Linked DNA regions of Homo sapiens: regions 1, 3 and 4 are each linked to region 2. A link is a contact called in ENCODE Hi-C data. All regions are on one chromosome and are shown on one strand. The core of a region is the stretch at or near the end of the contact, and the rest is flanking DNA. Distances in the headings are between cores, read along the strand shown.

Region 1 (2,700 bases), core at 123-2,622, 4.8 Mb before region 2:
AAAACAGGTGTATTAAAAGGGCAGAGGAGAGGGAAGGCAAAGAAAAAGAAAAAAAAGGTGGCAGGTTACATACATACAATCTTGTCTCTATAAAAGCTCAGAAAACATCACGTGACTAGGAAGTTTCAAATGCCTCCAATATAACATGGAGGAGAGGAAAAAAACTGTTCCTGGACAAAGATACACATTTCTTCCAAAAGGGGGAGTCTTTCTATATATTTTGTAATATCTCCAGAGCACAGCATAATGTTGGTACTGCCATTTTGGCCTTTGTCATTAGGAAGGTAACCCACATAAGCCTAACTACAAACACCCTTACCTGTACTAAAACTTCACTCATATTTAACTGAAGCAACATTGTTTTTTGTAAATATAACTGTAACAATTATTCTAAAAGGCAATACAGCTGTCCTCACCAGTTATGTTCTTGAGACATCAGTTGCAACAAACTTATATGTAAAAAGTATTCAAAAAGTTTAAACATTGATCTTAACTGGAGAGGGGTCTGCACTTGAACAAGTTTTCTTGCTACACACATTGCATTCTAAGATTTCGGACTCACTTTTGAATATGCAAAGACATTTCATGGTTAAGACCACAAAAAGGCTGATCAGAGAACATTTTTATTTAAATTGCCATTTTAAATATCAGTCGTTTTATCTTAAAGCTTGTCCTGGGTTTAACAAAGTTTAACTCACATCCACGCGTTGTCTCTCCAAACACAGCAGGCAGAAATTCTCCTTTGATTGGATTAAGATAGATAAAGTCTGCTTAACCGTGAATCGCTAATTGTCAAATCCATGCCAATTCGGTACCTAGGAGTCAATTTTTTTGCCTGATAAACAAGATAATTGTGTGGACCGTTTTAAGGTGGTTAGTCATCTGCTAAATTGGCTGAAATGCGGATTACCCAGTTCCTTCGTCGTACAGAGTTGCATTCTGAGGAGTGGGGCTCGGGGATACAGCCCCCAGAAATTCTGAACCTCGGTCCCGCAATCTACCACACCACCTAACCTTGGAAGGCCAAACTAACTTCACTATTTTTGACAAAATGCTTTGGTAATGGCTCATTCGGGCCGAGAGGGAAATTCTGCAATTCTCCAACCCACACCTCCAGCAAGGGGAGAGCTGCTTGAGTGGTGAGCACAAGCTGGGCACCTCCGGCGTCTCCAGGAAACGTGAATAGGCCCTTTCTTCGGAGGGCACAGAACTTCAGGATCAGGGCCCAATGGAGACTGAGCGGACTTAACCCTAACTGTGCACAGGACCGCGCTCTCCGACCCCTTTGTGGCCTCTCCCAGAGGTACGGGCTGCGCCCCAAGCCAGCAGTCTCTCGTAGGGCCTACAGCCGGCAGCCGCTGGAGCAGGAGGAGGAGAATAGGGACTCGCTGGACCATCACAAACGCTGTCGCGCGTGCGCAGGGAGGAACCGAGTTCGCGGCGAAGTCAGTTTCCTGACTCTTGAAGGAAGTGGCCTTGTGTCACTTCCGGCCTCCCTTTAGCTGCCATCTTGCGTCCCCGCGTGTGTGCGCCTAATCTCAGGTGGTCCACCCGAGACCCCTTGAGCACCAACCCTAGTCCCCCGCGCGGCCCCTTATTCGCTCCGACAAGGTACAAAAAGGCTCTGGACGGCGGCGTGGTAGGAGGACGGGAGCGGGGGCGGGAAGTTCCCTGAAGGAGCGAGACAGGGAGGGACAGGGCAGAGGAGGAGAGGAAGGCGATGCGACGGACAGGCGCACCCGCTCAGGCTGACTCTCGGGGGCGAGGTCGAGCCAGGGGCGGCTGCCCTGGGGGCGAGGCGACGCTGTCTCAACCTCCACCTCGCGGCGGAACCCGAGGACAGGAGCCTCAGGTACCGCGAGGCTTGCGGAGAGTGGCCGGGCCGGGCAGGCCCTGGCTAGGCCGAGGCCAGGCCAGGGCCAGGGGTGGGGGGTGCTGGCCAGGCGTGGGGTAGAGCCTTTCATCCGGGCCTGCCAAGAGCGGGGAGCTGTGGGGGAGTGGTGGGGAGGCGGGTGCTCTTTGGGCTCCCTGGAAACCCAAATTTGGAGCTTTGCGGGGTGGATTTGGGATCCAGGTTTCGGCCTGTGTAGGACGTTTATTTTCCTGCTGGTATCTTGGGAAATAACGAGCATGGAATGCTAGAGTGAGCTAAACCTATCCTTGCTGAGGATTTCCTCTTTTTCTAGATGAAAGAAACAATCATGAACCAGGAAAAACTCGCCAAACTGCAGGCACAAGTGCGCATTGGTGGGAAAGTAAGTTTTAATAGTTCGGGTTTGTGGGTTTTTTTTTTAAGGTTTAGGTATTTTAAAAAACATATTCCTTTTGCGCTTCTTATATTATCGGTGACAAACTTTGCCTATCGAGGGAAATTCACGGAGCTAGCAAATCTCGAGGAGCGGGGGAGACGAGGGTTGGAGACACATCAGTGAGACGAGCTAAAAACATCGCCTTTGTGTAAACATGTTTGTGTTTTCAGTGTTACAGAGTGTAAGTAGAACACAAAAGTGTTTCCTAATTTAATTAGTAAGGAAAATGTGTCATTTCAGTTAGATCGTTGTGCACATCATACCCTTGACTTGTTTTGGCCTGAGTTTTCTAAAGTCAGTGCTTGTTTGTCTCTCTTGTAAATTGAGACCTTTCTGTACTGCTTTCTGAACTAAATATTCTTTAGGGTAGTTGCATATTTCAAGGGTATTT
Region 2 (2,700 bases), core at 12-2,511:
TATATATGATTTTGATCCTCAATACAGCCAAAATGTAATCCCAATTTGAAGTAGTAGCACTTTCTAGACTACCCAATATTGTTAGTAACGTTTAATTTAAATTTTAATTATACCCTCTAACAGATCTGCAAAGCTACTAGCACAGCTATTCTACCTTAATTTAGCATGAATTTAGTGACAGACTATTATGTGACCCTATTGCTTAGTAATGAAAGATTTAAAATAAGAGAAATGTAAAAATGATAATTCTGGTAAATGTAACCACTACCACCAACCCACCCCCCAAAACAAACAACTTGGGATTTCTTTCCATTTCTCGGTGATACTTTTTACAAAACTAAGTGTACCTTGTTTAACATTCGTTTTTAAAATTCACATTATTAATCTGTAAAAGTTTTGGATTTGTTCACAGTAACACTCTTTTAAAATATTTTCTATTCATATGCTTATTTTGGATTGGTGTTTTTGTCTGTAGTGCAAAGGACATAATCCAAGAACATTAATACTGGTGTAAACCAGTTTGTCCATTCAAACAGCCTAAATCCACCTCTCTGCTCCTACACTCCGGGGTCACAAAATAACTTCCCACAAGCAACACTCGCACTCTCACCTTCACCAAAACACTCCTTTCACCCTAATCAGGGAATGTATTAAAGTCTGATCCGGCGAACGGTAAATAAACTAGAAGACGATGCTCAAAATTCAGACTCCTGAGCCCAGCCCAAGTCCAATTCAATCAGTGTCTTCAGGGGTGGGATCTAAGCTCACCAAGTGGTTTCCTTTTCACTAAAGTTTGAAAACTACTAGAGACCCCTACACACATTCGCCCCAAACTCCCACAACTCCCACCACCGCCAACCAACCCCACCTACCCACCCGCGGGACACGTTACCGCCCTGCCCTGCTCAGACCTCAGGGCGACCCCGCTCCTCTCCAGGAAGCCCACCCTGGCGCCCACTCCTCCGAGTCCGCAGCTCCTCCCTCCCATCCCCGCAACCCAAACCTTTCTCCTCACTTCTTCAAATCGCTGCTAAAGAGGCCGAAGGCCCCCGAGGGGGAAATGGTTGAGGTCGCCTCCTGACCCAGCTCCGTCGCCTCCCCTCCTCCGGACTGCTCATTGTAAGGAAAACTATTGCTGGACATTGCCGCGGTGCTGGCGGGTGCGGGGTTGGTCCTGCCGGGGGTTCTCTCCAAAAGGTTCCAGTCCAGAGGGCACGGAACAAAACTAGTTCTCGTACGGAGGAGCGCGCGCAGGCGCTTCCGGACTCGTCACGGCTCCCTGAGCCGACCTGGCAGTCCACCCCCTGCGCATGCGCAGTGTGCAGGCCTGCTAGATTACCACCCGGGCCATCCAGGCCTGCGCGGACTTTCCTGCTCCGGGCTTTAGAGGTAGCTGAGCGGCTGCGAGCCGGACTGCGGAAGGGGAGGCAGCGGGTGGCTAACTGCCCGGCTCCCGGCCCGTTTGAGGTGTGTCTTTGGAGAAGGATACCCATTGCATCCGTTTTGATCCGTTAAGGAGTTTCCAGAGCCCGGACAGCTCTTTGCTATACTTCAGTAAAGCAATAGTTTTCAGATTTCTCCGGAAATGCCATTTAGCACGCCAGATCACCTTTCCTAAACCCATCACGATCGCTTTTCCTTTTCTTGCTTGTTTCGGCTACTCTCTTCCATCCGGCTTTGCCTTACTTTCATATCGGTCCCAAACAACTTTTCTCCTAGACTTTAAGGAGGCCTCTCCCAACGATGGTTTGGAGGATCCGCACAGAAGCGACCATTCCATCTTTTCAATGAAAGTCTTGGGGGCAGACCGGGCGCGGTGGCTCACGCCAGTAATTCCAGCACTTTGGGAGGCCGAGGCGGGTGGATCACTTGAGGCCAGGAGTTCGAGACCAGCCTAGGCAACATAGCGAGACCCTTTCTCTGCAAAAAATATAAAAATTAGCCGGCGTGGTGGCGCGTGTCTGTGGTCCCAGCTACTGAGGCTGAGGTGGGAGGATCACTCGAACCCAGAAGGAGGGGGTAGCGATGAGTTGAGATCTCTCCACTGCATTCCAGCCTGGGCGACAGAGCGAGACCCTGTCTCAAAAAAATGAAAAAGAAAAGAAAACATCTTGGGGCCACCAGTTCCCGTTTGGAGCTGAAGTGGTGCGTCCTATTGGCGTCTAGCTACCAAAAATAAAATGGACCACCTCGCGCGCCAGTCGTGTTACTCACTAATATGCACTAGGGAGCCTAGGCGGGATGCTTGCCTGGCCCCAGAGTAGCTCTCTCCGGGTGCTGGCACCCGAGAAAACCTCTTTCCCGGGGTGCCTTCCCCCAGCCCGCCTTCTCAGGTGGGTTTCAGCGCCTTCCCTCTCTTCTCCCCAGTGCCTCCCGTCCAAGGAAGGCATTAACACCCAAAGCCCTGGCGGCCAGGTACTGAAACTGTCAAGGGATTCTACCAGGTAGAACGCGAACCTGGAGGCCGGCCGCCCCAGGGAAGGCGGTGGGGCGTTTTCAAGGATGAGAGTATGATCTCCAAATTTCAAAAGGTCACACTGTCACTGTGGAAGCACGCAAGAGCGTGGCTCTGGGTGGGAGAGGAAGGGACGTCCTCCAAACTTGATCGTCTGGTCAAATATTGGCAGGTTTTTAATTCAGCTGTTAGAATACTCCTCCGGAGAGCCAATGATGAGCACCTAAAATGTGTTATTTGTCAGT
Region 3 (2,700 bases), core at 167-2,666, 3.0 Mb after region 2:
GCCAACATGGCGATATCCCATCACTACTAAAAATACAAAATCTAGCCGGGCGCGGTGGCGGGCGCCTGTAATCTCAGCTACTTGGGCGGCTGAGGCAGAAGAATCGCTTGAACCCGGGACGCAGAGGTTGCAGTGAGCCGAGATCGCGCCATTGCACTCCAGCCTGGGCGACAAGAGCCAAACTCCTTCTCAAAAAACAAAACAAAACAAAACAAAAAAACAAATACGCAGTGAGCACCAAGGATGTACCAGGCAATGAGGATACAATAAACTTACACAATTATTGTGTAATTACAAATGTGAACCGTGTCATAAGAAAGTATAGACTGCCGTGAGCACACAGTAGGGGATTGGTCTAGTATGGGGGTAGGGGGCTGGAAGGCTTTCTTGAGAATAAAATACTTAAAGCCTTGAAGGGTGAGTAGAAAGTAACTGGAAGAAGAAAAGGAGTACCATACAAAGAGACTAGCAAATGTAAAGGCCTGGAGATGGCAAGGTACACACGGCATTTGAGAAATTGAAAAAATGATCCTATGCACGGAGCTCAAAGGAGAGACTGAGCAAGGTGAGGCTAGGGAAGTAGGCAGGGACTTCATAAGGAGTTCGAATTTCATCCTAAAACAATGGGAAGCGAAGGGAGAGTTTAAAGCAGTACAGCAGTACTGCTTTAAATGTAATGATTTACATTTTCAAAAGTTCCGTTCCTACGACACGGAAAATGGATTTCAGGGAGTTGGGGCAGAATGAATCCCCAGACCAGTTGTAGAACTACAGGTACAATATGGGACAAGGGAGGAGGTGCCAACAGAGATAAAAAGAAGTGGACAAATATTCAAAAGGTTAAATGGATTGAGCAAACTGTTGAGAGTAGTGGTCCTGGTAAATTGCATTTTTTCACTAGGCACAGCTGGTGGTGGTATCCATTTGCAAGAAGCTACAGAAAATGAGCCGTTTGGAAATCCAGGGTTTTCCTCTTAAAAAGAGAACTTGTTTGGCTACAAAGTGTTAACATTTTAATTGAATGCTCAACGAGCACTGAAGGGGGGACATGAGGCACTGCCTCTCACCCAAGAGAGCCCCCAAATGTCCTTTTCAGACTTTTATCACAGTGACCCACTCCCACCGCGCCTTTACCTTGCCTCTGCCTGGAATGTCCTTAACTCCCTCTTGCCGGCAATTTCACCAGATTTTTGATTTCTTATCCAGTCTCACGGGAAGCCTTTCCGGCATCTCCCACCCTACCGATCTTCCCGTCTATCTCGCCTGCTACACTGTGAGTTCAGACAGCACGGATTGAACTCTTCATCTTTTCGTGTCGGCGTCCTGCACAGGGCCATCCCATCACTAAGCGCGCCACAAACTCAGCCCAGTATTGACGCCCACGAGTCGCTTGTAAAGACCGTCTGTGACGCCGGAAGTGACGCGCTCTCGGGCACTATGTGCTTCCGGTCTCCAATACCGCAGGAGGGCGGTCTTCCCCGGCTCGCCAACTCGGCTGCTCTGGGGGATTCGTGCGCGGTAAGAAGCTGCGCGGTAGCGCGGTGAGGTGAGGTTCTCAGCCACCAAAGCTGCAGGGTCTCGTCGTTCGTTCCCTCTGGCCTGGCGGAACTTGCGTGGGAAGCTGGGAGGACAGAAGGCTTAGCCGCTGGGTCCCTGAGCTGGCTGGAGCGCGGGCTGTCTAGGGGCGGCGACCTCAGCTGTTGGGCTCCGGCTGCTGGGGGCTGTGCGTCCAGCCGCCCTGGAATCCGCCTGTGGGTGGGCCGCTTGGCTCTCCCACTTCACCCTCTTGATAACCCAGAGCCTCCCCCTTCCCACGTACGTAGGGGAAGGATAATCTACTTCCTTTTGAACAGCTTCGGTCCCCACTATGACAGTCGCATAAACTTCAGCGAAGAGTGCGCTGGTAAAGTGGCATGGAGTTTCTCACACCAATTCATTGGGTCCACCCTTCAGCTTCTGTGGAAGGGGTCTTTCTGTTACTAGGAGCTGAGACTTGGGGGGTTGCCAGGGATGCTGGTCTTAAAAGGTGATAATTTAGGCCGGGCGCGGTGGCTCACGCCTGTAATCCCAGCACTTTGGGAGGTCGAGGCGGGCAGATCTCCTGAGCTCAGGAGTTCGAGACCACCCTGGGCAACATGGTGAAACCCCTTCTCTACTAAAATACAAAAAATTAGCTGGGCGTGGTGGCACGCGCCTGTAATCCCAGCTATTCGGGAGGCTGAGGCCCGAGAATCGCTTGAGCCCTGGCGGCAGAGGTTGCAGTGAGCCAAGATCGCCCACTGCACTCCAGGTTGGGCTACAGAGTGAGACTCCGTCTCAACAACGACCACAACAACAACAAAAAAGGTGGTGGCTTAATACAGCCATGCTCCCCTTAAGAACTGGTATAGTTATGAGAAATGGTTGGGCCGTTTCGTGGTTGTGTGAACATCATAGTGTACTTGCACAAACCTACACAGCTGGGCCGTATGGGATAGCCTGTTACTCCTAGTCTACAGACCTGTACAGTATAACTACTAAATACTGTAGGCAGTTGTAAAAGGATGGTGTGTATCTAAACACAGAAAAGATACTGTAAAAATATAGTGTAAAAGAAAACATGGTACAGCTGAATAGGGCACTTACGCATGGAGCTTGCAGGGCTGTCGGTAGCTATTAAGTGAGTCAGTGAGTGGTATGTGAGTGTGAAGGCCTACGATA
Region 4 (2,700 bases), core at 4-2,503, 3.5 Mb after region 2:
CTTGGGCTCCCACCGAAGTTAACACCTGTATCTCCCCACAACTGTAACCAAGCGGCTCCTTCCCACCTGAACGCTTCTCCCCTCCCACAAACCCCTTTTCGGACCACTGGCCCTCCCCGCCACAGCTGCCCTCCTCGGGCGCCCCCGGCGGCTCCCACAACTCCCCTCCGCGCGCCCCCGACCACCGCCCCGCCGGGCCCGCCCCTCCCGCCGCTCGGGGGCTGCCAGCCTCACAAAAAGTTCGCCAGCCGCCGCCGCGGAGTTGGGTCCGCTGCGAGAGGCAGAAACGCCAGCCTCCTCCAGCGGATCCCGCTCCTCGCCAACACACTTTAGCTCCCCGGGAACTCGGTCCCTCTCCGACTCCCAAACTTCGGCGGCGTCTCCGGCGCCCACCCGCCCCCGCCCCCGCCCCAGCCCCAGCCCCAGCCCCGCGATGCGCGGGGGACTGCGGGCGCCGCGTCCGTAGCTGGCCCAGGAAAGCCCGGACGCCCAACCCGCACACGCCCTCCGCGCCCCGCGCGCGTCTCCGCGCCCCGCGGGGCCCCGCTCGGCCGCTCCACGCCCGGCTTCCGCCCGCCGCGCGCCCGGCACCGCCGCCCTCGCCTCGCCTCGCCCCGCGCTCGCGGCCCTAAGCCCCAGCGCCCAGGCCCCCGCCGCCGCGCTCCCCGCGCTGCCCGCCCCGACCCCGGCCCCGACCCCGGCCGGCCCGCCAAACACCCACATTCCCACTGCGCGCCTTCCTCCACGCAGCTGCCCCTCCCGCCACCCCCGGCGGCTCCCCAGGTCCCCGGAGCCCCGGACCCCAGCTCTAAAGTTACTTTGGAAGGTGAACCCGCGGGTTATTTCCCTCAATCACCCAAACAAGTTTCCATCCTCGCCACCAGCACCACCGCCGCCCCTCAACACACCCGGTCCCTCCCGCCGACAGCCCCCTGCGGCCGCCCGCCCAGCGCCCGCACCTCCCGGGAAAGCGCAGCTCCCCGCACCACACGCCCCCATCGCGGCACCCCTCCCCCTGCCAGCCCACCCCCGGCGCTCCCCGGGCGGAGAGTGTCTGTGTCTCCCAGAGTGTGCGAGTGCGTGCGTGAGTGTGCGCGCGTGTGAAGGCGGAGGTGGGTGAGAAGCGGAGACACTTACTTCTCCCGGGCCTGGCTGTCGGACGGGACGGCGCTGCTGTTACTCTTGCCTTTGCCGTACATGCTTGTGCCGAGAGCAGCTCCCACTGTCACGCACCTGTCAACCCATCACAGCCTCCCCGGGAACAGCCCCGTCCCCATGGCGACCCACGCAGCCACCCCCACTATTGGCCGCCCCACGCCAAAGCTCCGCCCCCTTCGCCCAGGCAACGCGCGAGACTGACAGGCCTCCCCCTCCCTCTGGCCTTCCGAAGCGCGCGGTGGCGGCTAAGCCTCAGCGGCAGTCTCCTCCCTCCTTCCCTCCCTCCCCGACTCCCTCCCTCCCGCCTTCCCTCTCCGCTCTCCTCCCTCCACCCGCTCTCCTTCCCCCTCCCCCCTCCGAACCCGGGCGCAAGGGGGGAATTAGAAACTGCTCTAGAAGGATTTTAAACAACTGGCTGTTCTCTCCGCCGCCACCCCTCCCCCCGCGCCGCCCGCGCTCAGCTCCTCACTGGAGAGAAGGCGCCGGGAGGAGGAGAAACTGCGGCCTGGAGTCTCCGGCCGGAGCCGGCGGAGCTGGAGCCGTGGCGGCCCCAGACTTCGGGGCGCCCGCCGAGTCCACGACAGAGCCACGGCCTCAGCCGCCCTGGGGCCCCCACCAGCCCCTCTCCCGCTCCTCTCCTATGCGTGACCCCGCGCCGGTACCCACGATTGATTTTTGCGGTCCTCAGCCCTACTCCCTGGGGTGTCGCCCCCGCCCTGTTCCCAGAGGGCCGGCTGGCGAGGGACACCCGCGCGGTTCCCTCGACCTTCTGGCTGAGCGACCGACAGCGACTCGCCTTCTCTCCTGGGGAAAGGCTGCACCTCCGGCCCTCGGCGCCGCTGCGGTGGCGGCGCCCGGGGCCGCGCCCTGCGCCCCAGGGGAGCACCCGGCCTGGGGTCGGCCTCCTCTGTAAGAGGTGAGCGGACCTCCCGAGGAGGCCCGGTGACTCCTGCGGCCGCAGCGGCCCCTGCCCCAACCCCTTCTTGCACGGAGCCCCGCGGCGCCCTGGACACCCCGCCAGATCTGCCGCAGAAGAGGGCCCCAGGCTTCCCCACCCGGCCTGGTTTAACAGTTTGGGTCAGTGATGCCTATTCATCCTGACCCCTGGAGTGGAAAAGGCCAGAAAAGGTCTTGAAAGACTTCCCTGTCCTTGCCCGTTAGAATAGGCCCCAGCGCGCTCCAAGGTGTACAAAGCTGTGCCAGGGCTGAAAGGCTGCCCGAGAATGTTTCTGTATCCAAATCCCTAATCCCATTTCAGTAAACGCGCAAAAGTTTCAGAAACACACACAATCTGGTTCCCAGTAGAACTCTGCATCATTTATCTTATTGAAGTCCTTGACTGTAAAATCAGACGGGTGCAAATGGGGTTAGAAAGAAGATGGGCTTCACACGGGGAAGAAGGGGACAGATGGGGTGGGACAGGGCGACATCTGGAAAGGATGAATAGACAAGAAGTAGCTATGGGAGGAGAGGGAAATCGGATTCGCGTGGAGGAAGGTACCGTTCTATTCCACACACACACAGCTTTAAGCATTTAGTAGG

The links. Hi-C counts contacts between places; a loop is a spot of excess contacts on that map. Pooled maps may share reads with other maps.
Region 1: a map of CD8-positive, alpha-beta T cell shows a loop between it and region 2 (6-fold over the local background). The contact joins the promoter of BTF3-DT here to the promoter of AP3B1 in region 2. A Hi-C loop is called at or near these places in 2 of 168 maps with a recorded cell type or tissue (CD8-positive, alpha-beta T cell and naive thymus-derived CD4-positive, alpha-beta T cell) and 6 of 50 pooled maps.
Region 3: a loop to region 2 is called in a map of CD8-positive, alpha-beta T cell, with 9 times the contacts of the local background. The contact joins the promoter of CKMT2-AS1 here to the promoter of AP3B1 in region 2. A Hi-C loop is called at or near these places in 2 of 168 maps with a recorded cell type or tissue (CD8-positive, alpha-beta T cell and naive thymus-derived CD4-positive, alpha-beta T cell) and 7 of 50 pooled maps.
Region 4: a map of CD8-positive, alpha-beta T cell shows a loop between it and region 2 (9-fold over the local background). The contact joins the promoter of SSBP2 here to the promoter of AP3B1 in region 2. A Hi-C loop is called at or near these places in 1 of 168 maps with a recorded cell type or tissue (CD8-positive, alpha-beta T cell), 2 of 37 single-sample maps with no recorded cell type and 14 of 50 pooled maps.

What each region holds. Positions count from the first base shown.
Region 1 is chr5:73,496,948-73,499,647 of GRCh38, forward strand. It overlaps BTF3-DT (BTF3 divergent transcript), which reads right to left and starts at 1,373. Exons shown (of 1, transcript NR_186388.1): 1 at 606-1,373. It overlaps BTF3 (basic transcription factor 3), which reads left to right and starts at 1,495. Exons shown (of 6, transcript NM_001037637.2): 1 at 1,495-1,852; 2 at 2,187-2,255. The coding sequence starts at 1,721. RefSeq lists enhancers at 1,330-1,389, 1,420-1,719, 1,483-2,293 and a silencer at 1,930-1,979.
Region 2 is chr5:78,293,437-78,296,136 of GRCh38, forward strand. It overlaps AP3B1 (adaptor related protein complex 3 subunit beta 1), which reads right to left and starts at 1,262. Exons shown (of 27, transcript NM_003664.5): 1 at 1,016-1,262. The coding sequence starts at 1,143. RefSeq lists enhancers at 1,525-2,098, 2,473-2,522.
Region 3 is chr5:81,300,153-81,302,852 of GRCh38, forward strand. It overlaps CKMT2-AS1 (CKMT2 antisense RNA 1), which reads right to left and starts at 1,417. Exons shown (of 2, transcript NR_034123.1): 1 at 1,135-1,417. It overlaps ZCCHC9 (zinc finger CCHC-type containing 9), which reads left to right and starts at 1,435. Exons shown (of 6, transcript NM_001131035.2): 1 at 1,435-1,546. RefSeq lists enhancers at 1,164-1,953, 1,517-1,616, 1,767-1,946, 1,954-2,700.
Region 4 is chr5:81,749,844-81,752,543 of GRCh38, forward strand. It overlaps SSBP2 (single stranded DNA binding protein 2), which reads right to left and starts at 1,254. Exons shown (of 17, transcript NM_001256732.3): 1 at 1,138-1,254. The coding sequence starts at 1,199. RefSeq lists silencers at 116-275, 496-545, 986-1,035, 1,206-1,535, 1,806-2,155.